2 separate regions of the Mus musculus genome follow, and region 1 is linked to region 2. The links are chromatin loops, found by intact Hi-C in ENCODE. Cell type or tissue: left cerebral cortex. All regions are shown on one strand. Links, peaks and the distances in the headings refer to the core of each region. The heading gives the core; the rest is flanking DNA. Region 1 has its middle 9.7 kb from the start of Gm41158. Region 2 has its middle 6.6 kb from the start of Gm46455.

Evidence for each region. A loop is a pair of places that touch in the nucleus more often than their neighbours do. Peaks named below come from ENCODE experiments on the same cell type or tissue, not always from the same donor. Only the 100,000 strongest peaks of a DNase experiment are listed, where the experiment ranks them.
Region 1: a loop joins it to region 2, with 2.4 times the contacts of the local background. A loop is called at or near these places in 2 of 42 quality-filtered maps.

Annotation. Positions count from the first base shown.
Region 1 is chr14:55,453,334-55,464,417 of GRCm38, reverse strand. No RefSeq gene overlaps it. Among named protein-coding and RNA genes, the nearest start is that of Gm41158, 9.7 kb to the left of the region's middle. In left cerebral cortex, for the core only: a CTCF peak has its summit at 5,937 (motif pointing right); DNase peaks (open chromatin) are centred at 3,955 and 5,937.
Region 2 is chr14:55,142,548-55,153,631 of GRCm38, reverse strand. No RefSeq gene overlaps it. Among named protein-coding and RNA genes, the nearest start is that of Gm46455, 6.6 kb to the left of the region's middle. In left cerebral cortex, for the core only: a CTCF peak has its summit at 4,950 (motif pointing left); DNase peaks (open chromatin) are centred at 3,623, 4,356, 4,949 and 6,412.

The DNA of each region.
Region 1 (11,084 bases), core at 2,062-10,061, 310 kb before region 2:
CATCTTCCTGATAAGGTAGCAATCTTATGGGATTTGCTTTGGTTAGTAGGACATGTGACTAAGGATGAGCCATCTTAGGCTGTCTTTGTACCCATCCCATGGTGATGATCTTTCTCTGTGTGGTATGGGATGAATGGGGCCTGCCTGTCACATGGTACCTTAAAAACGGTTGAAGGATGAGGAAACATTGCAGTCCCTGAGAGCAGCATGAGATTTTTGACAAGCTGTTGTGGCAGTTGTGTGACCACTGCTGTGTGTAGTAAGACATGCACCTGAGCCTAAGATGGCTGCCCAGAGAGAGTTTTCTTACGTAAGTGAGGAGTTACGATGGGGAAGCACCACATAGCTAGCTAGTGTTCTCTACCTTAGCCCCTGGTTTCTTAGGTAAATTGGACAGAAGAGGTAGTGAGATAGGCACGGTGGTGTGCTGCTCCTTATGACGGGCGCCTGATAAGGAAAAAAGAGTGAATAGTTTGCAGTGTTAAAGAGCCCTTTCTTGGAATCCATGGGAGAAGTTCATTTTTAAAATTATGTTTTAACTAACTAACTAACTAACTAACTAGCTAGCTAATTAATTATTGTACATTGTAAGGGTCTGAAAATCACTGAAGAAAGACCCCAGACTCAGGTAGCATGCAAAGACAAAGAGTGTTTATTCTACAGAAATAACCAGCATGCAGGGGTCAAACATTCCCCCAAATGGCAACCCTAGACAAAGATGAGCAAGCCTTTTTATAGAGAGCTGGGGGAACTCTCTAGAAGGATTAGATAATCTAAAATTTCATTGGTGCTAGGGGGTCACAGGTGGTCAGTGGTTCTCATGCCTATGCCATAAACATTTAACCATGGAATGAGATAGGGCCGGCCATCCTGCGGTAAGATATTTTCCCATTCTTGTGGTTATCCCCGGGCTGTTCTTTGGAAGAGGGTTCTATGGCCCTTTTCTCTGGATTTTATGGTCTGTTCCTGGAGCTTTTGCCTTATGGCCTTCTTTTTAAAATCAGGCCTGGTCCTTAAACGGAGACAAATGGGGTTCATGTTGTCCTTTCACCATCCCAGCCACAGCACCCCATAATCCTTTCTCCCCTCTCCCCATCATCTCTCCTTCTTTTCCTTTAGAAAACTGGATCATCTCTCCTTCTTTTCCTTTAGAAAACTGGAGGTCTTGTGGGCAGAGTCCAATACAGAAGATCATCTGTAAGCTCTGTGAGGTCACGGCGAGACATGCCTTTGGTCTTAGCACTAAGAAGGAGGATCTCTGAGTTCTAGGCCAGACTGGTGTGTTCCAGGACAGCAAGGTCTACACAGAGAAACCTAGCCTTGGAGCCTACCTGCGCCCCCACCCCCCCAAGAAAACAGCAGGGAAAAATATCCATGATTCAGAATGAAAGTGGGAAACTTAACAAGGGCTGGGTTGTGAGAAAGTCTGATAGCAATTGAGTTAACTGCTTCAGTTGGGAAGGACTTTTAAACAAGTGAAAAGACTCTCTCAGCCTGGCTTACAAGGCTGGGGTGTGGGGGCCATGAAAGCAGCCTCAGGGGTGTGGAGCAGGGAAACTAATGTAACAACTTATGCCTCCTCCAGACAAAGGCAGAATAGTTTGTAATGTTAGGGAACTCTGTCCCTGGGGATTGTGTAAGAAGAAAACAAAGCAGAGGTTCCTTAAGTACTTTGAAGACAGGGTCATTTCAGAATAAACCAGAGAAGCTGCTCAGAGAGGCTGGGGAGAGGAGCTGATCTTACAGGCTGGGGAGGGCTTCCTTAAAGCACTGAGTTTGGGTGCAGGATGGCCACATTAGTGCTTAAAGTAGGATCCTCAGGAATGGTGTATGTGGTGCTGGCTTCAGGAAACCGACGTCTAGGAGAGTTGACACTGAGGGATCAGGGACTATTCGTGGTGGGTTGCCTCAGAGACATGTTCTTGTTTTCTCAGATTGGTTCATTCAAGGCGGTTGAGAACTTGGCGTTCAGCAGGTCCTGTGAAAATCAGGAATTGGAACAATATGGGAAGGGCAGGCACTACTGAGAGAATCAGACACAAGAAAGGCACTCTTCGATTCCCAGTTTTGTTTTCTTTTTCTTTTTCTTTGTTTTGTTTTTAGCCAGACAGGACTGTGCTTACTGGAGAGTTGAAAATTGAGCCAGGACCTCAGAGCTGGTATGGGGTTTTAGTAGCTTCGCCGAGGAGATGTTTATGAAGTAGGAGAAACTTAGATGGTCCCAACTGCCTTAGAGCAGCCTATGAATCAGGTTCTAAAAGTGCTAAGACAATCAAAAGGAGAGAGGGGCCAAGAAAGACAGACGAGGGGGTTTGTCAGTTACTTGAAGGCAAATACTTCAGGATTGCTGTTGAGCTGTAGGTCCCAAGGAAGAGTTGACAGAAAGCCCTATGCCCGCTGGCAAGCTTCTGGAAGACTTTAAAGTCCAAAGAATAGTTTACAGACTGCAGAGCTGATAAAACAGAGCAGGTGTTGGGGCTGAGGTTCGTCACTTGTTAAAAGTGTCCCAAGGACCCAAGTTAAACAAACACAGACTAAACCCTTGCAGTCAAAAGACTAAGCGTGTCTCAGGAGAGGGTAGCTGTGTGCCCAGATTAAGCCCTGCATATTTTCTTCCTTCCTTTCTTCCTTTCTTCCTTTCTTCCTTTCTTTCTTTCTTTCTTTCTTTCTTTCTTTCTTTCTTTCTTTCTTTCTTTCTTTCTTTCTCACTCTCTTTCTCACTCTCTTTCTTTCTTTCTTTCTTTCTTTCTTTCTTTCTTTCTTTCTTTCTTTCTTTCTTTCTCACTCTCTCTCTCTCTTTCTTTCTTTCTTTCTTTCTTTCTTCCTTCCTTCCTTCCTTTCTTCCTCCTCCTCCTCTTCCTCTTCCTCTTCCTCTTTCTCCTCCTCCTCTTCCTCCTCCTCTTCCTCCTCCTCCTCCTCCTCCTCCTCTTCCTCTTCCTCTTCCTCTTCCTCTTCCTCTTCCTCTTCCTCTTCCTCTTCCTCTTCTTCTTCTTCTTCTTCTTCTTCTTCTTCTTCTTCTTCTTCTTCTTCTTCTTCTTTTCTGTGAAAAGATACACTGAAGATGGACATCACTCACCTCATCCATCTCCAAGCAAGCAGCCTGGCTTATGAAGGAGCTCCTGTCCTCACCACAGCACTGTCCCAGACACAACAGATCAGGGGCCAGCCTGAGTGACAAGGTGCTACAGGCTGGAAAGCAGCTCTGTCCCCCCTTGGCCTCGGGAGGGGTCTAACAGCTTGAGCTGGCACCACTGAGAGAGTGTGTGGGGGTACACGGTTACCTCAGTTCCTAGGATACAGAGGGGACAGGGCTGATGGGAAATGGTTGAGTTGTAGAAAGGTAAATAAGGCAGTGCCTCTCATCTATGTCACCTTACTCAGCACTGTTCCCCAAAGACACGATGCATACCAGACATGGGATCATTCCCTGCCACACAGGTCCTTGCTAACATTTTATGTTAGCTCCTGACTCTCGAAGTAATGGGTACTGCCTTTGAGTGGACAGCAGTGGGGCCTTCAGAGATCCATCATCCATGTCTATGCAGGTTTTATTACATGGGTGTTTTAATGCTAACCTTAGAGTGTCTTACAGAGCTGGAAAAGCAGGTAGAAAAACAACAAGACTTTCTTTAAGAAAGTGGTATTCTGCGTGGGTGACGAAGGCATGCTCCAAAGCCATCAGCTGTTAAAAGGAGATCTCAGTGCCAGGGCTGGGCTATCTCCCTATGAGGCTCCTTAAACAGAAAATGCTAATGCTACACGCCTGAACTCGATGGTCAGACTGCATTGCTGAAGACACTTGCAGGCTTTGCCCACAGAGCACGGACACATCAGGGTGGCACTCAGCTGGAACCTCTCCCTGTTGGCTGGCTCATAAAGCACCAGGCAGTGCCGTGAACACCACTGTGGGAGAATGCTAACCAATCGTTCTGCTTAGCTGTGGACTCTGTGAGTTATGCTAGCCAGACATCAGGCGAGTGGGTGTGGTAGTGGTGCAGGCTGTTACAGGGAACACACGGCTCTCTGGTTGTATGTAAGGCTTGTTCCACAGAGGAGACTCATGCCTGAGAGTGTAAGCCATTTTGTTGAGGCCAGCCAGCGGCCCACATGTCCGGGTTCGAGCCTGGAAAGCATCTTGGAATCTGAAAGAAAAGAGGGAAACTAGGCGGTGGCGGGAGAAAGAATGGAGCTAAGACAAGGGTTCTGATCAAAGCTCAATTTTAATATTCAGAACACTGGGTTATAAAGAAGAGGGGAGGGGCCCATTCTCACCAAATCATCTTCGGAGTCCAGTTGCAGGTGACCGCGTAAATACTTCAGAACAGCTAGGCAGCAGGTAGTAGCAGTGGAAGTGGCAGACCGATAGGGTGGCAGACTCCACCCCCATGATCTCCTGGTGATACACAGTCAAACCTGATCAGCCAGATTTCAGGCTGAGGGGGGGAGGTTACAACATTCTATTCTTCCTACAGTCCCTGAATTTCTAATTGGTTAATGAGCTTTGTGAAGGTTCAGTGGACAGTTCTGTCCTCCAAGAACTTTCATGTGCAGCACACATTAACAAAACAATGCTTATATGGGTCTGATCCCTTGTGTGTGATCCTTTGACCTAGACAGGTTTTAACCAGCATTGGGCCAGACTTTTCAACTGTTTCTGGGAACCCATTCAGATTTACAGAATATAATTTAGGTGACTATGTTCTCAATTACCTCCAGAAAGTTCCATAGTACCATTCTACATGTGAAAAGGATATAAACTAATTCGTGATATGTAATAGATGCTTTGGGGTATTTAGATTCACAATCCTGGATTTAGAAAGCCGCTCGGGTTGTAGTCAAGTTCCCAAGCACTACTCAAACTCCCTCCTCTTGGCTTGCTCCATTTGTCACATATAACCCATAGTAATTGAGTCACGGGTTTGATAGTGTAGAACCAAATGAAACTGGAGTTTAAAGGAGAGGTGGAGCTTGCTTGTGTGTGTGTGAGGGGTGAATCAATCAATCAATCAATCAATCAATCAATCTCTCTCTCTCTCTCTCTGTCTCTGATGTTGAGCTATGTCTTTTAGACATACTAGGGTTTAATATTAACCTGGAACAGCAGATGAACTTGGAGTGAAGATTCAACCTGTTCTTTCTCCTTAATGCCATACTCTGTAGCAGGGGGTTGGTTACCCACTTGGTTAGGGCCACTGGACAGGGAATTGGAGCTGCTGTTGGAGATGAAGTGAAAGGAGACTGAAAACAGACAAGAAGGGAAACACAGCCCAACTTCTTCCCACTTCTAGACCTACAGTCTCCTCCTAGTGCTCCCAACTAGCCACCATCTGCAAGAGACTTGGCTGGGATAAGTGGGAAACCAGTTTTCCCAGGCGAGGAGATTTGAGCATCTAGGCTGTGACTGTTCCGCTAGGAACTGAGCCAGTGTTTACTGTTTGCATTAATGAATAGGCATATAGATGTGCATGAAGATTGTCTACTCAATAACTTGGAGTGGTTGCAGCCTTCCCATTTACAGCCTGTCAAAACAGCTCCATCCCTCACCGCTCTGCCACCAGCTACCAGTGATGTCTTTTTGAGATGTGTTTTGACAGTGCAAATGATGTATAATGAAATTCAAAGGAGAGAAAAAAAGAGTCTTGTGGGAGGCAAATTAATTTTTAGTTATTCGAAATTTATAAGATTATTTCTGCCAGGAGTGACCAAAATCTGGTCATACTGTTTGGAATTAATTTTGGCATTTTTTTTCTTGAGGCACACATTTAAAACGTGAGGGAATGAGCTTCCTCAGATGGCAAAAGCACCACTTCTCGGGTGAAGGCAAGCCTGTTCCCCCGCGGCTGGCCTTGGTTGTGTTTCTCAGAAGTTCCCACTGGGGCGTCTAGAGCGGTCCATCTCTCTTGTCTTCTGGATGTGAAGAAGGTGGCGATAACACCCTTGTCCACTAGGGGGCTCTCGGACCTCTCTGGCATACAGACTGGGATGAGATCTGGTGGTGCCTGACACGGTGCTGCCTGTTGGGTTCTAGGTATCTCATACATGGGAGCAGGTCCCGGGGAGGAGAGGCTGCTCTGGTTCTAGAGGGAGAAAATTTCTATTTTATTCTTTTATTTACCCTTTTCATCCATTTATTTTTATTTTTTTGGTTTTTTGAGACAAGGTTTCTCTGTATAGCCCTGGCTGTCCTGGAACTCACTCTGTAGACCATGCTGACCTCGAACTCAGAAATCCGCCTGCCTCTGCCTCCCAAGTGCTGGGATTAAAGGCGTGCGCCACCACTGCCCGATTTCATCCATTTATTTTCACGACTTCATTCATTTTATGCTTACTGGTAGTGGATTTGAAATTGTTAGGAATAGGGAAATCAAAGTAGGGCTGTGTGTGTGTGTGTGTGTGTGTGTGTGTGTGTGTGTACATGTATGCATACATATGAACTTTTCACTTAGTGCTTGCTCTTGCAGTGTAAACATTACTTAACGCTGTAGAAATTGACAGCTGGAAAAATGACCTTGGAAATAATTAATCGTTTCTTTCATTTATTGCCATGGAAACTGACAGATGCCTGAAAGGTTCAGAAACTTTGGACTGCAGCTAACAAGTAGGGGTGTGTGGTCAGATTTTATTTCAGTATTCCAACTTATTATGAGCCTTAAGATCAACAACAAAACACAGAGAGGTATTCTTTAGTGTGTGTGTGTGTGTGTGTGTGTGTGTGTGTGTGTGTGTGTGTGATAATCCAGGTGTATAGAGGCAATGGGAGCTCAGGAAACTTAATTATAGAGTCTATTAAAATGAATTTAAAATTTTTACTAAAGATTTCCAGTGATACAGAAGATAGACCACAGATAAGTTAAGGGAAAATGCGTTAAAATGACTCCCTAAAAGCTTAAATACCCAGTACAAGGCAGTTCACAACTGCCTGTTACTCTAGTTCCAGGGATCCAATGATGCTCTTCTGACCTTCTTGGATACCAGGCACACACGTGGTGTACATATATTTATGTAGGCAACCATTAATATATACATTTTTTGAGGGCTGAGAGAAAAAAATTTAATAAGAAGAGCAATGAACTTAAAAAGCTTTTTAACTTCTTCTTCTTCTTCTTCTTCTTCTTCTTCTTCTTCTTCTTCTTCTTCTTTTTTTTTTTTTTTTTTTTTTGAGAAAGGGTCTTGTTCTGTAGCTCAAGATGGCCTAGAACTTACTATGTGGCTCAGGCTACCCTTGAACTTATGGGGTTTCTCCTGCCTCAGCTTTCTAAGTGCTTGGATCACAGGCACGAGCCACCTGATAAAAGGAGTGATCACAGGAACCACACAAAGCCCAGACAGTGGTTATAGCCTCCTCCTCTTCTTCCTCCTCTTTCTTCTTCTCTTCCTCCTCCTTCTTCTTCTTTGTCCTCCTCCTCCTCTTTCTCCTCTTCTTCCTCCTCTTCTTCATCAAAGAAATTAAGCAGACATTATATGCTCTCAGCAATAATTCTTTATTATTTAAAAATATGATTTTAAAATTGTTTTAGTTTGGGAAAATTAGAATAAAAATAGAGCCAAGACAATGACCATTTGAAAGGACATGGTGAAAATGTTCTTTAAGCCGCACAAAGCAGAAGTGACATTTAAGTCAATAAAAAATTACTTGAGCACTGTATTCAGACTTTTTAGAAAACTAAATTATAAAATGAGACAGTTCAGCAGCTCTGAGAGATTTTGGTGTCCCAACTCCTGAATAGTTAGACACCTGAATAAGCCAAGGAAGTAGAAGGTGCTGAACCTGTAAGGAAACAATATTTTTTCATAACCTTTAGGTTATTAGGCTTTAAAATAGGACAAATTATGTTTTAACAGAGTAATTATGGATATCCGAGGAGAAAATTACTTTAAAATCCTGTTTTCACATTCATCCACATTTTCACAATGAAAGAAGGATCTTAATGTTAAAGACACACATACCTTGATTGCAAGATACAGAGAGGTCAAACTTGGAATGAGCTGGAAGCTAGAGCCCTGCTGTCTAGCTTTTATAGTGTCGGGAGGCCCTAGCTATGTCGGTTTTCAGAGGAGCAAAGGTGTCAATAATCTTACTCAGCTGTAAACTTGAAGAACAGCAATACCAGCCTGACAGGCAAGATGGACACATTTGTGCACCAGTGGCACGATCGTTGTGAGTGTAACCAATGACTCCCTGTTTGATTTCAAGGCCTGCTCTACAGGAGGGAATTCATGACTGGTACTATAAATCCTATTTAAAAGTAATCGTCCAAAAAAAAAATCTAGGAGTAGGGAGGTCACAGGCTCCTGGGAGAGAGCTTGCTTCTGTAGTTTAAATTGACATAACACCAGACTGTGTCCTAAATATTCATGTTTGTATTGATAGACAAATGTTACTTTCACCTTAATCAGAGAAGTTGGTTTTGTTTTTTCCTGGTGAATGGCCATGAATGTAGAGATTCATGGCTGTTGAAGGTGCTGAGAATTTGTGATGGTTGAGTGCCCAGCCCTAACCAAGACATTTATACCATTTTCTCTAAGGTTTAGGAAACATCGTGGAGGAAGGGGTGGAAATAAAGTAAGAGCCTGAAGATAGGGAACAGGGAGCAAGATGCCATCTGCCGGGCATAGCACGGCTGCTATAATCATGAACTCACTGCAGTTGCCAGGGCTTGCGTGGAACCTGCACAAGAATGGGCCAGTGAACTGTTAGACATAGAGAGGAGAAAAACCTCATAAGGTTCTCTTCCTCGCCGATGAGCTGTCGGCTACTGATGGGTTGTGGGGGAGGGAGAGTCAGTACTTACAGTTGTCTATCTGTGGGTGAGCCTACTGGGCTGCGACAGTAGTTCCCAACTGTGGAAACACAGATGGCCCTGGTTAACTCAGTGGGTCACAAAAGGAAAAAAAAAAGTCATGAACCTGGGCTTGTGGGAGGAGTGGGGGCTGATGGGAATGAAGGGAGATGAGAGAGGCATATGGGGTGAGACTGATCAGAATGCATTATACGCTTGTATGAGCTAGTCAAAGAACAAATTTAAGTTATTAATAAAGGGTGGAGCTCAAGAGTAAGATGCCATCCATTGACCTCTGGCCTCTGTACTACACGTACACACACCCTCACAAGCACATACTTATAATTCTTGTATGCACAAAGGAATAAATAAGAAATTAAAAATCCCAAGAACTGAATTTTCCCTAAAGAATATTGTGTTAAATTATTATATTAAATTAACATTATATACTATTAAAATTTATAATATTATTAAAGTACCATTGTATGTAAGTTGGTATTATATGTAAAATTAAAATGTTAACTAAAAAACAACCAAGATGATAGCTAGACACACACTTGAAATCCCTGTACTTGTAGGCTGAGGCAGGAGGATCATGAGTCAATTTGGACTACACAGTGAGACCCATATTAAAACTAGCTAGCTAACTAACTAACTAACTAACTAACTAACTAACTAACACCTCCTCCTAAAAGACTAGCATACTCCTTAAAACAAAGGAAATGAAGCATATATGGGATGAACAATAGAAATAGAGCTGAACTCTTCACAATATTGTTTATAATCAAACGATGAAAAAGTGTGTGTGTGTGGTGTGTATGTCTGTGTGTGGTGTGTGTGGTGTGGTGTGTGTGTGTGTGTGCGTGTGGTGTGTGGTGTGTGTATGTGGTGTGTGTGTGTGTGTGGTGTGTGTGTGCATGTGCACACGTGTGTATATGCATGTGCAGTCACATGCATGAGTAGGTAGAGGTCAGAGGAGAACCTTGTTGGTTGGTTCTCATCTTTCGCCTTGTTAGAGACAAGGTCTCTCTTTTGGGTTTTGTGGTTTGAACACAAAGCAAGCTGACCCACAAGCTTCCAGGGTTTCTTTTGTCCCACACAGAGGGCCCGGCTTCATGTGGATTCTGAGGTTCAACTCAGTTCCTCATGCTTGTGAGGGTAGTTCTTTCTCCACTGTGCCCTGACTCTCCTTAAGTATTTTTAGCTTTTGAATGGCTAAGGATTTGCTAATGTTGTTGCTGAACTCTGGGCAATTCTAACTAGGACAAGAGGCTCGTGGACTACATCTGGAAAGGTAAAAAGATACTTGCCGTCTCTGTTCTGTGGACTAGGGTACTGCGGGATCACAGGGCCTGGGGAACAAGGGGTTATGACTACTCTGTGTGCTGAACTCTTTGATGGATTTTGAAATTGCCATCCTGTGTGTGTCATAGCAGTTAAAAGATGTCTAGGTACAATAAATCTGTTTTACATTGTATTTCTGATTTGAAGTTGGGTCTAATGATCTGAGGATGGAACTGTAAAATCAGTATGGTATAGGGAAACCCAGGGTGTGTGGTCACAGCTACAGGTAGAAAAAGATGAGGAGTAGAGACAACACCAAGACTAGAAGGACAATATGTGGAAAGGCTCTGCCCAGGAGTCCAAGTGAATCAGCAGAGGACTAGTAGAATTTGGGGACTGAGAGAGGAGAAATCTGTGGTAAAAAAGATGAATGGAGATGTGGTACTTTGAGTAAGAATGGCCTTGATAGGCTCATACGTTTGAATGCTTAGTCATCAGGGAGTGGCACTACTTGAGAAGGGTTAGGAGGTGTGGCCTTGTTGGTGTAGGTGTGGCCTTGTTGGAGGAAGTGTGTCACTGAGGGTGGGCTTTAGGTTTTTTAAAGCCAAAGCCAGTCCCAGTGTTGCTCTCTCTTCCTGTCTCCCAAGGATTTGGATATAGTACTCTCAGCTACTTTGCCAGTACAATATCTGCCTCTGTACCTCCATGCTACTGATCATGATGATAATGGCACCAAACATCTGAAACTGTAAGGAAGCCTCAATTAAATGGTTTCCTTTATAGAATTGCCGAGGTCACTGTGTCTCTTCATAGCAATAGACTACTGATTGAGAAAGGAGAAATGGTAGCAGAGAACAGAGAGAGATAGAGATAGAGACACAGAGAGACACACAGAGAGACAGACATACACAGACAGAGAGAGAGACATGAGAGAGAGGAGAGAGAGGGAGGGGAAGGGAGAGATGGAGAGAAGGGCAATGAAGGCCAAGACTGTTATTTGTAGAACATGAATGGAAACTG
Region 2 (11,084 bases), core at 1,097-9,096:
GTGCCTGGGGAGACAAGAAAAGGGCACCAGATCCCATAAAACTGGAGATACAGACAGTTGTGAGCTGCCACATGGGTGCTGGGACCCAAGCCAGGGTCCTCTAGCAGAGTGTCATGGGGGGATTTCTGAAGTAAGCATTCTACACCCATGAAGGAAGAAGGAAAGAGATGTCGGGTGGGCCAAAGACAGGACAGTTCCAGGAAGGCCTGGGTCACGGCTCCGTTTGCGTTCTCTTGATTTATTGCTGTAAAACTACAAGGTGAGGAGGCCGGGCGAGCCAGTGGGACTTTCAGATGCTTACGTGGCAGTCCGCAGGTTGCTAAGGGCAACGACCCGTGATCTCAGCCATTTCTCCAGGTCATTCTGTTCCAGGTATCGGGTGAAGTCATCTTGGCAACAGGCAGTGCAAACAGTGCTTTTTAAGTAAGTCACTAAATAAATCAATGAATCAGCGTCTAACGATTGGTCTTTTCCACCTCATTCCACTTTAAGAGCAGCCAGTTGGCTAAGCCATCTTGCCAACCTTATTGATTTTGTGTGACAGGAACTATGTAGCTCTGGCTAACCTAGAACTCACAGAAATCAGCCCGCCTCAGCCTCCCAGACTGGGCAGTTGATATCAAGACGCTTCCTTCACTGGGCACCAGGCCCACTCTGACCCCTCCCCCACCACGGAGCATCACGAAGCAAGCGAGGGTTCTGAGCAACAACAAAAAGGATTGCACTAGTGCCTCCTTGCTTCCCACTTGGCAAGGTGTGCCAGAGGGGCCGTGGGCTCTCTGCGGTGTGGGCTCTTGGGGTTATGGGCTCTCGGAGGGCGGGGGCGGGGGGGGGGGATGCGGGGCTGTACAACCATGTCTAACACGGAACTTGGCAGGAAGTACATCTCACCTCAAACTTAAGGTTGTGAGAAATGTTGTTGGGTGTTTTGTTTTGTTTTCTACCAAAAGCCCTTATTTCCTGAACTTACCTTCCTCTTTTTGTTGATTAACCCAACTTCCAACTTGGTCCCCCTGCCTCCTCTGAGGGCTAGGATTAGAGGTGTTGTGCTATCCACACCCTACTACTTAATGATCATAATTAACTGTGTGTAGTCAAAAAGTAAAAAACAACAGAAACCCCCATTCAGTTCTAGACAAAGGGTAAATCTACAATCATTTGGGAAAATGGCTCGTCACTTATAGACGGTAAAAATAGACCTCTGGATGCAAAGGGATTGCATCATGCCCAGCAAAAAGAAGCAGTGCTTGTGTGACAAACCCCTGTGTCTTCACAGCCACATTCTCCGTCAGAGCCCTGCAGGAAAGACAGATGCAAGTGCTCATTAGTGATAAGAGAAATAAGTCAGTTTTGTTACATGTGTACAGTGAAATATTACATAGCGGTGAAAAATTAATGCTCAGAAGATATACTGCACAACAACAACAAAAAAACCCATCTCTTGAAAAGATAGCCAGTGAAGGAAACCTAATTCAAAATGCAAATGTAATTGTACAAGTTTGCCAAACAGACAAAGCAATTCTGTCATGTCATAATGCAAACACATGTTAGAACTCAGGAAGCACGTGGCCGTGACTACTCCAGAGGTTGGGGGGGGGGTGCTTCTGGGGTAAGTGAGAGGCAGGGTTAGGAGGATGAAACCTGAAAGAACAGAGTTTTCAAAGTTCATGGTAAACTTCAAAACTCAAGCAGGTCAAGACGGATTCAAACACTAAACTTCCCGCATCCCTTCCCAGGGTCAAATCTGTAGCCAAGCGTGTCGGCTCATGTCGAGATCCCCACACTTAGAGGCTGCGACCGGCAGAGCATCTCAAGTTTAAGACCAGCATGACCCCGTCTCAGTTAAAAGATAAAGCCACTTGCCACTGTCTCAAGGACTTCCACAGAAATATGATAGGGGTCTTGGAGGGGTTTTTTTGTGGGTTTTATTTTTTTGTCTTGTTTTTCTGTTTTTTAAATAAGGTCTTACTATGTGGTTTTGGCTGGCCTGGAACTCATGATGTAGAGCTCACAGAAATCTACCTGACTTGAATTAAAGTCATGTCCAGCCACACCCAGAAGGACTTCTTTTTATATATAATTCGCTTCGATAGTTTGCAATCGTTTTCATGTTTATTGATGAACTGAATTTGTCCTTTGACATTTTCTTACCGGTGTGCAGTGCATTCTCCTTACTCTCACCCACCTTATATTTTTCCCACTTTCTCCTTCCCACCACACTCCCCTGTCCCACATTCATGACTCCTTGTTTGCTTTGTCACCCGCTGGTTTTAACCAGGACCCTCTGTGTGTCCACAGGCTTGGAATTGTCCACTGTGGCCTGCTGGGTCTACGGTTTGGTTCTCTGAGGGCAATGACTTTCCCTCTGCTAGAATCATCAGGGATGGTGTCCTAGCAGCCCCCAGGTGACCCATGACTGGCTGTCAACAAGCCTCAGCCTATGCAGACACCGGGCAGGCCACCACAGCTGCTGTGAGATCCTGTTTACAATGGCTGTGTCATGTTCTAAAGATACCATTTTATATCTCTCCTACTTATCTCCCTGGCTCTTAAATTCCTTATATTCTCTCTTCCACAATATTCCCTGAGCCTTAGACAGGGCGGTACCCACTTGGGGGGAAGCACTCAGTCATCGTGGAACTGCAATGGATCTCTGCATTCACTACCCTCCACAGAAAAAAGAAAGAAAGAAAAAAGTCTCTCTCGAATGAAACTGGCACTGTCTGTATGTATAAACATGAATCTTTAGACTGCAGTTTGGTGTTGTGTGTCAGTTTAAATAAAAGTACTCATGAGGACCCAGAGGCAGTTTGAATATACTTGGCTCATAAAAAGTGGCACTATTGGGAGGCATGGCCTTGTTGGAGTGGGTGTGGCCTTAGAGGAGGAAGTTCATGGCTGTAGGGGTGGGCTTTGAGGTCCTATGCTCAAGATCTGCCCAGTATGGAAAAGAGTATCCTTCTGGCTGCCTTCAGATCAAAATATAGAACTTTTATCTCCTTCTCCTGAACCATGTCTGCCTGCAGGCTGCCATGCTTCCTGCCATGATGATAGTGGACTGTACCTCTGAAATTGTAAGCCAGCCCCAATTAAATGTTGTCCTTTATAAACCTTGCCTTGGTCATGGTGTCTCTTCAGAGCAATAAAACCCTAACTCAGACAATCCCCAGAGGTCTATAGCCTCGTTTTGTTTAGGCTTTTTTAGTTTTTTCTTTTTTCTTTTTTTTTTTTTTTTAATTAGGATTATGTCTCAGTGCCAGGGATATCTCCTTATGAGTTGTTAGTCAGAGAGGCCCCAGAGGCCCCGAAAACACTATAGACTATTGCCAATACTCTCGGTTGTCATTAGGAACTAGATGGTAGGACCTTATTGTTGCCTGAGCGTGGTGACACAGGCCTTTAAACCCAGTGCTTGAGAGGCAGAAGTGGGCAGATTTCTGTGAGTTTGAGGCTGGGCTGGTCTACTGAGTAAGTTCCATGCCAGCTGGTCTAAGCGTGCCTCCTAGGAAAACCCCGTCGTTAATTTAAAACACCCCTACTGCTGAAGACACTTCCACACCTTTGCTGCAAGATAGAAAGAAACGGAGCTGGGACTGAATCGGAAGCTTCCTCCCTGCTTGCCGGCTTCCGCGGTGTCCAGAGGCTCACGCAGGATGTGAATGATTCAGGCATAGGAAGCTGCCGAGAAGTAGGACTTAGGAAACCCAAGCTTTCCCTCGGAAGACATGGCTTCCCTAGCCAGGACAGACACCCTCGTCTTCAGAGAGAAATGGTGAAAAGGAGTATGTAGTGTGAGCATCCAGAGGAGTCGGGAACAGTGCGAACACCTGTGTGTCTGGAGGGCAGAGACGGGGCCTGTGACTTAAAAAGCAGGCTGTGAAGCTCTCTGAAGCAGGTCCATCACGTGCAGCCAAGCCAGGTAACTCCACATAGAGACCCAGGGCCCCAGGAGGCCTCTCGTGAGGGAAGAGATATGCCCCCACAGATATGTGCAGATACCGAGGCAGGGGGAGGGTCTGGCCTTGGAGTCTCAGGCACAACGAGTTGGAAGACTATGGGCAGCTTGTCTACAAGGTCTTCTTTCACCCAAATCCAACTGTGCCAGCTCCACATCAGCCCAGCAGCTCCTGTGTCTCTCAATATGAGGGTCCCATGTGCTTGTACTCCATCTAGGACTAGCTTCCCACTGAGACAGGGAGAGAGTGGTAGGGGACAGGATTAATCCAGGGCCCCTGGGGACTGGCAACCAGAAGAGAGGTGAACTCCAGCAATGCCAGGCCGAGAGACTGAAGGAGCTTGCAGGAGACCGCAATGTGAATGATTCCTGTCAGCTCCAAACCTACTCTGGCCACTCCATCACCCAGGGACTCCTGGTTACTAAGCAACCCCTGCCTTACCTACTACGTCTGCTCTTGTTCCTTAGCAACCCTTGCATAACCCAATTCCCTTGAGTTCAGAGTTGATATCTATAAATTATAAGTAGATGGGTGCTGCTCCAGCAATGGAGAGAAATTTTATATTAAATTCTGGTCTGTAGCTAGCGTCCTCATGAAGGCAACCAAACTCTTCACGTTGGCAGGCTCAGCCTTGGCTTCCAAATTATGCTTCTTTTGATATTTTATTTCCAAAACTGGACCTACCCTGTTCTCCTCCCACCCCTCAGTTTTCCTCCTTTCCCCTCTGAACTGTCCCTTCCTCTTCTCTACGAAATACATTGAAAGTCTTATATTTCCAGGGGCTAAGGGGGTTTCAGATGTTGGTTGATCTACCTTTTCTAAATACGGGGCTCTAAATATTCTAATACCCCTCTGGGGGATTCTTCTCCCCAAGCCACAACACAGATTAACCCCACACAGTGAGGGTAAGTGAACAGAGAATCAAGGCTCCTCCACTAGACCCAAGAGAAAAAGGATTCACACTTTGTGTGTTAGAGCACCCCCTGCTGGAATGCCTGCGTTATAACATGTCTGAGAAGCCGCCCTGTTTCAGGAAATTTCCTTTGGCCTGCTGGTCTGAGCTTGCCTGATGGTATTACAGAGAAGCTAGCCCACTGACTAGAAAAACAGCTCTAGCCTGGTGCAAGCAAACAGACTGCAGAGAGGAGGTGAGCCTTGTCTATGCTTGGTTCTCCTTACATGCCGTGTGCCTTTCACCCAGAGAGAGAGGGAGCAAGAGAGCCCTCACTCACTGGCCCCCAGAGTCACACTTTATTCCAAGGCAGTCTGAAGGAGCCGAGCTGACAGCAGATCCATCCCCTTTGCAGTGGTCTCTAAGCCTGTCCAAGTTGATTAATTCAGATGCATAGATTTGAGAGTGCAGAAGCCAAATGGACATACTTTCAAACCAGCCCCAAATCAGAGGCCAACGACCTTCAATGCTAGGTCCAAAGCAAAAAGAGAGGGCAAAGAAAAAGAAAAGAAAGATTAGGGGAGAAAGTCGATCCTCGTAGTGCAGGCCCGTAACCTTAGCTACTCAGGAGGCTGAGGTGAGAGGATCGTGAACTCAAGGCCAGCCTGAGCAACTTATGGAGACAATGTCACAAAATAAACATTAAAAAAGAGGCTGGGATTATAAACTAGAAGTAGAACACTTGCCTAGCATATGTGAGGTCCTGGGCTCAATGTTTAGTCCTGAAGAGGCAAGGAAGTAAAGAGAGAAAAGTGGGGCGGAAATGAGGAAGGCAGGCAGGAGGGAGAAAAAAAAAACTCAAGGAGAAAATGAGAAGCACACAATGCTTAAAATGCTGACAGTCAGCGGAGAGCTTAAGGATGCTGCTGGGCTCCTGTCATCCCCTCTCAGCTCCTCTGCTCCTCCAAAAGCCGAGGTGACTTGGGTGATCCTGAGGGTTTCCGTGACCGACCAACAGCAACAGACAGCTGCAGACAAGTCCAGAGAGAAAGCGATGGGACATGAAGTGAAAAGGCATGAAGACTCCGCTCCAAGAGTCGTTTGCCCTGGTATAGCCATGAGGCCTTGTCCCAGACCACATCATTCCAACCTTGGGCTGTGAATGTGTTGGGTTGACCTCACGAGCTGTCACAGAGCTGATTTCCTGGGACTGCCGATTCTATCTGAATAAACTCCAATACGGGTGGAATTTACAGTCCCATAATTCAGGAATGTGGGGAAGGGCCTCACCCAAGTTGGGGAGGGCAGAAGCTGGGGGAAGGGCAGACCTGTCAACAAGTAGATGGAGCCCCCACACCTCCCTCCCAAGGACTCTCCCCCCTGATAAACTGTCATATCAGAAACAGACTCAGAACTCAGGCAGGCTCCAGGCCCCAAACAGGGCAAGCCAAGATGGGCGGGAAGACAGCTCTGGGCTCAGCTGGCTGGAGAGGCAGAGCTGGCCACAAGGCTGCAGAGTCATTTCTGCCAGCACCAGAAAGAGGCCACAGGCCGCAGCTGCAAAGCCACTGAATTGGCTCCTCTTTCCCAGGTCAGACCTCTGGAACTAACCAAATCAATAGCTGGAGTTCCTGGTACCCATGAATCGCTCAGGCTGTCCTAGGGAAAACATACGTCAAGCCCGGAACTATGCTGAGTACTGAAAACACCAAAATGAGGAAGGCAGAGCCTGGGTGAGCATTTCCCCACTGAGTTTCAAAATTAGTACAATTAGGTTTGCCATTGATTGGACGATTCTGATAAATGACGTGCAGAATGGTATGAGCGTGGGGCCCGGTCCGTCTGAGAGCAACGAGAAAAGCCACATGGTGAGGTCAACGGAGAAAGCACTGTGCCTTGAGGTGTGTGCTCAGGAGGACCACTCAGTGATGAGGACAGCAATTGGGGCATTGATGGCTTTCAAGACGATATGAGACCCCAGGACTGTAAATCAAGTGAAAAGGGAAACAAGCTAGACCCGGAACACCAGCTTCTTAGATGGCCCCATGACCGCAGCTGCCCAGCATCCTCACCCTGTGTGTTCTCCACTGACTTCAGACCAACTGGCAAAAAACCAGTCTTGCCTCTGAGTGATTAGGACAAAAAGCTGAGTGCCATCTTGGGCCCTCCCTGCCCTCCTGTCTCCGTATTGGCTCAGTCCTATCTAACACATTGAGAGTCACCCATGACAAGGTCCAGGAAGCAAAGACCTGAGTTTTGCAGCCATCTACTCAGTGAGCCAGCTTGGCAGCTAATCTTTGAGCCCTGGTCTAGTGAAGACAACTGCAGCCCAGATGGTAGCTTGACCACAACCTCATGAGAGCACTGAGCTGGAACCAGCAGGTCAGAGCCAATGTGTTCTCTAGCTTGAGGGTTGCAGGCTCTTTTGTTGTGGAGCAATGGGCAACTAAACCAGGAGCCTCGAGAATAATAAAGCCATTCAAGAGATAACAGAAAAACCCTAGAATATAAAGGGCTTTGAATAAAGCAGCCATAATTAAAACATTGTTGCATTGATGCGTGAACAACTGAAGTCATAAAAGCAAAATTTCAGAAATAGACCCAAACACCTTTGGAGGTAAACTCAGGCTACAGAGTAAGACTGATCCTCCCTCTCCATCATTTAGTAGATATCGATTTCCACTAAGCCATCTTGCCAGCCTCATATAGCAACCGCCATATTTTACACACACTCCTGATGATAGTTTTCTAGTAAACAGTGGTGACACTTATTAACTGATCTGAAGAAAAAAAAAAGTCCAGCTTATAAACTGTGTACTCTGTTCAGAAAAGAGTAAAGAACTTTTGAGGCAGGGTTTTACTATGTAGCCCAAGCTGGCCTTGAACTGACAATCTTCCTGTCTCTTCCTCCTGAGTGCTTGGATTATGAGCATGGCCTTCATGCCTAGCATGTTGCTGTGCCAAGTCCACGCATAGCCCCTCTAGGGCCATGGACCTGACCAGTAAGTGAGGGAATAAGGAAAAGACGGACAAACAAGCTTACAGAAAAACCGGGCTTGGTTGGTCTGGGGTCTCAGCGAAGTTAGCACTTTAAATCAGGCATAACATGTGCCTGCAATCCTAGCTACTTGGGAGGCTGAGTTAGGGTAATTCTAAGTTCAATGTCTGCCTGGTCTACATGGTGAGTTCAAGGCCAGCCTGGGAAAACCAGAGACTTAGTGTCCCAGTGAAATTTAAAGGAGGAGAGTGGGGATAGCTCAGCACTTGCCTAAGTGTGCAGGAATCTGTCTGTGTTCAACCCTAGTACTGAGGGGAAAATAAACACACTTTCTCTTGTGCAATTGTTTTCAGTTTTATTTTATTGTCTGAGAATTTCATAAATGCATATAATGTGTTTTAATCAAATCTACCCTCATTTCCTCTCCTCTACCACTTTTCCTTCCAACTTTACATGCTCTTTTTTTTCTCACTGAGTCTACTTAGGGCCGTCTATACATGTATTATGAGCAGCTACTGGAGCATGGGCAGCCCCTTAAGGGCCACATGCCTGAAGAACACCGACTCCCCTACCTCAGAAGCCATCATTTGCCAATAACTCCTCAGATAAAGTGAGACCTCATGAGCCCTCCCCTCCCCATGCTGGGATTTGGGCTGTCTTGATCCTAACCAAACAGGTCTTAGGCACAAGTCTCGGTTGCTATAATTGGTGCCTGCAGACACAATGACATGTCCAGCAAATGCTCTTTCACCATGAATATTCACTCTCTCTGGCTCTTAGAAGATTTTCTGCCCTCTCTCTTCTGGAATGAGCCGTGGGAGTGGGGGTGATACAGACATCCCATTTAGAACCAGGCATGCACAGTCTTGTACTCTCTGAAAAGTTAAACCCTTAGTGACTTAAGAAAGATGTTCAGCTGCTGCTTCTCGTCCACAGCGGAATCACTATGTCTGAGTAAACTGAGAAAAAAATGAGACGGGCATTCCAGAGAGTTCTCTGACTAGAAGAATGGAGGGATATCCTCCGAAGAAACTGCAAAACTAAATAAATAAAAAGCAAAGATATGAGCTCTCCTTGCCTCCATTATGTGGATATTAGCAGTGAGTGCTATCATGCCTTACACAGCAGAGTATACTGAATATAGGTCTGGGCAAGTGACAGCATCATTTTGAGGCAGTCATTGAGATTTTAGAGAAAACTGAATCAGCTATCGCGAATGTAGAAATGATACACTCTTTGAAAGCCAAAAATTGTCAGCTTTCAAGCTAAGAGTGAAATAGTTACTGGAACATCTCCCCAGATAAGTTATCTCCCTGCCTCAGCTGGAGGAGCCCACAGCGACTCAAGAGTGACAAAGCTCGGACTCCCTCATTCCTCATGGTGCTGAATGCAGTCCGTGAATGGGATTTGGAGCAGCTCAATGCCACTTTGCAAGGATGCAGTCACTTGTCAAATTCAGGGCACAGCTGCAAGCATGAAACCTACATTGCTCTCTCTTCTCTTCTGCTTCATGCATAGGGACTGAGCGTTTTCTCGTAGCCTCGGAATATCATCATGGACTACTCATAACCTCTTCTCTTATCTGAATACTTTTTTTTTCTTTTTTTTTATCTGAATACTTTTTATTTAAGTATTTTGAGATTTTGGTACATGAGTACTGCATTTAGTATCTTTTCCACCCCCTCTCCATATATATGTACACATATATACATGAGTCCATTTAGTGTTGCTCTTCCATGTGTGTGCTTAGGGCTGACCTCTTGGATAACCTGTCAGGATGCCCATCCCTGGGCTGATTCTCTCTGCAGCGTTGCTCCTTGCCTGTAACTCTTCACCTGCGGTGAAGCCTTGTGAGATTTCCCCCTTCCACACCATGACAGCACCTTGTTTAGGTTGCTTGGTAACAAACACAAGTGGTGGTGAAGTTGTGTGGACCTGTGTTTTGGGTTCTCCCTCTCTCTCATTTTGACCAATGTTTTTGGTTTGCATCCTTGAACAATAGTTTTGACATTTCCAGTGGTGACACAAAAGCCATCGTGGGTAAAGCTGCCAGTACTTAGAAGACAAGGCAGGGACAACACACTGTCCCCACTGTTATTCCTTTCTTCCTGTCAGATTATCTCTGTGCCTGTGATTCTTGAGAGCACATCTTTTAAACATTCTTTGTGAAGAAACAGGAATTCCACGTCCTGAGTCTACTGTATCGTGAAGAGCAATGGTTATCTTAATAAATCATTTGCAATGACTCGTAATGTGGGCCGAACTACCATGTTTGTTCACATAATACTAGTTTCATCAGAAAGAGTGTCAAACTATGATTATTCAGATTTGGATATTTGGCAGGCATTCTCTCAGAAATGCAGAGAATGTCAGTTCAAGAAAAATAACTGCAACAGTGCCTGTCAGTGGTAATATCTGAACTTTCCAGCAAAAATATAAGATGTGAACAATTTTACAACTTTATGACACTGAGTTTGCTAACGACACGATATGAAATGAATATGATTTTTTTTAATTTGGGCATTGCACGAAGAAATGTGTCAGCATATAGACCTGTATACCTAGTGAAAGAAACCTCCAGATGACCAGTGTGCAATGCTACAGCATCATATGTATGCGTATGAAATGGGAATGCACTCAGAATGTATGACAGACCAATAGCATTTTAAGATAATGGGACTGAAACACATTCATTAATATTTTTTTTCAGATTCCACATTGCAACTAACCCTTTTAAAACTACCAGTGGCCAAGTTTTGGCATGGCATCACACAATATTTATTTGCTGCCCATCAGACCTAGATGGTAAGATTCTATCACTAAGGACATCGCATCCTCTGGACACAGGACATGGGAAAAAATAAAGGTAGACACATATTGAGAAGTCTTTCCCTGATGGCTTTCCCTTATAAGGCTGGACACTTTATTTAGCTATGGGCCTTATTGTCCAACAATACTGACCTACCAGGCAAGATGTGCCCCTGGTGCGATCGTGGCAAATCTGTTATGGGGGTAACAACCAACCACTTTCTGCTTTAAACTAAGGCTCACTTGACAAGAGAAGATTCAGGTCTGATACTCTAACCTTATCAAAAGCCCATGGTTGAGGAGATCATAAACCCTGATGGGGAAGCTACAGCCATTGTTTTGCTAAGTTGATATAATGTGCCCATTAAATTGTCCTGTAAATAATTTCAATAGCAAAGCTTCCTTTTTGCAGTGGGCAGTAGTAACTGCA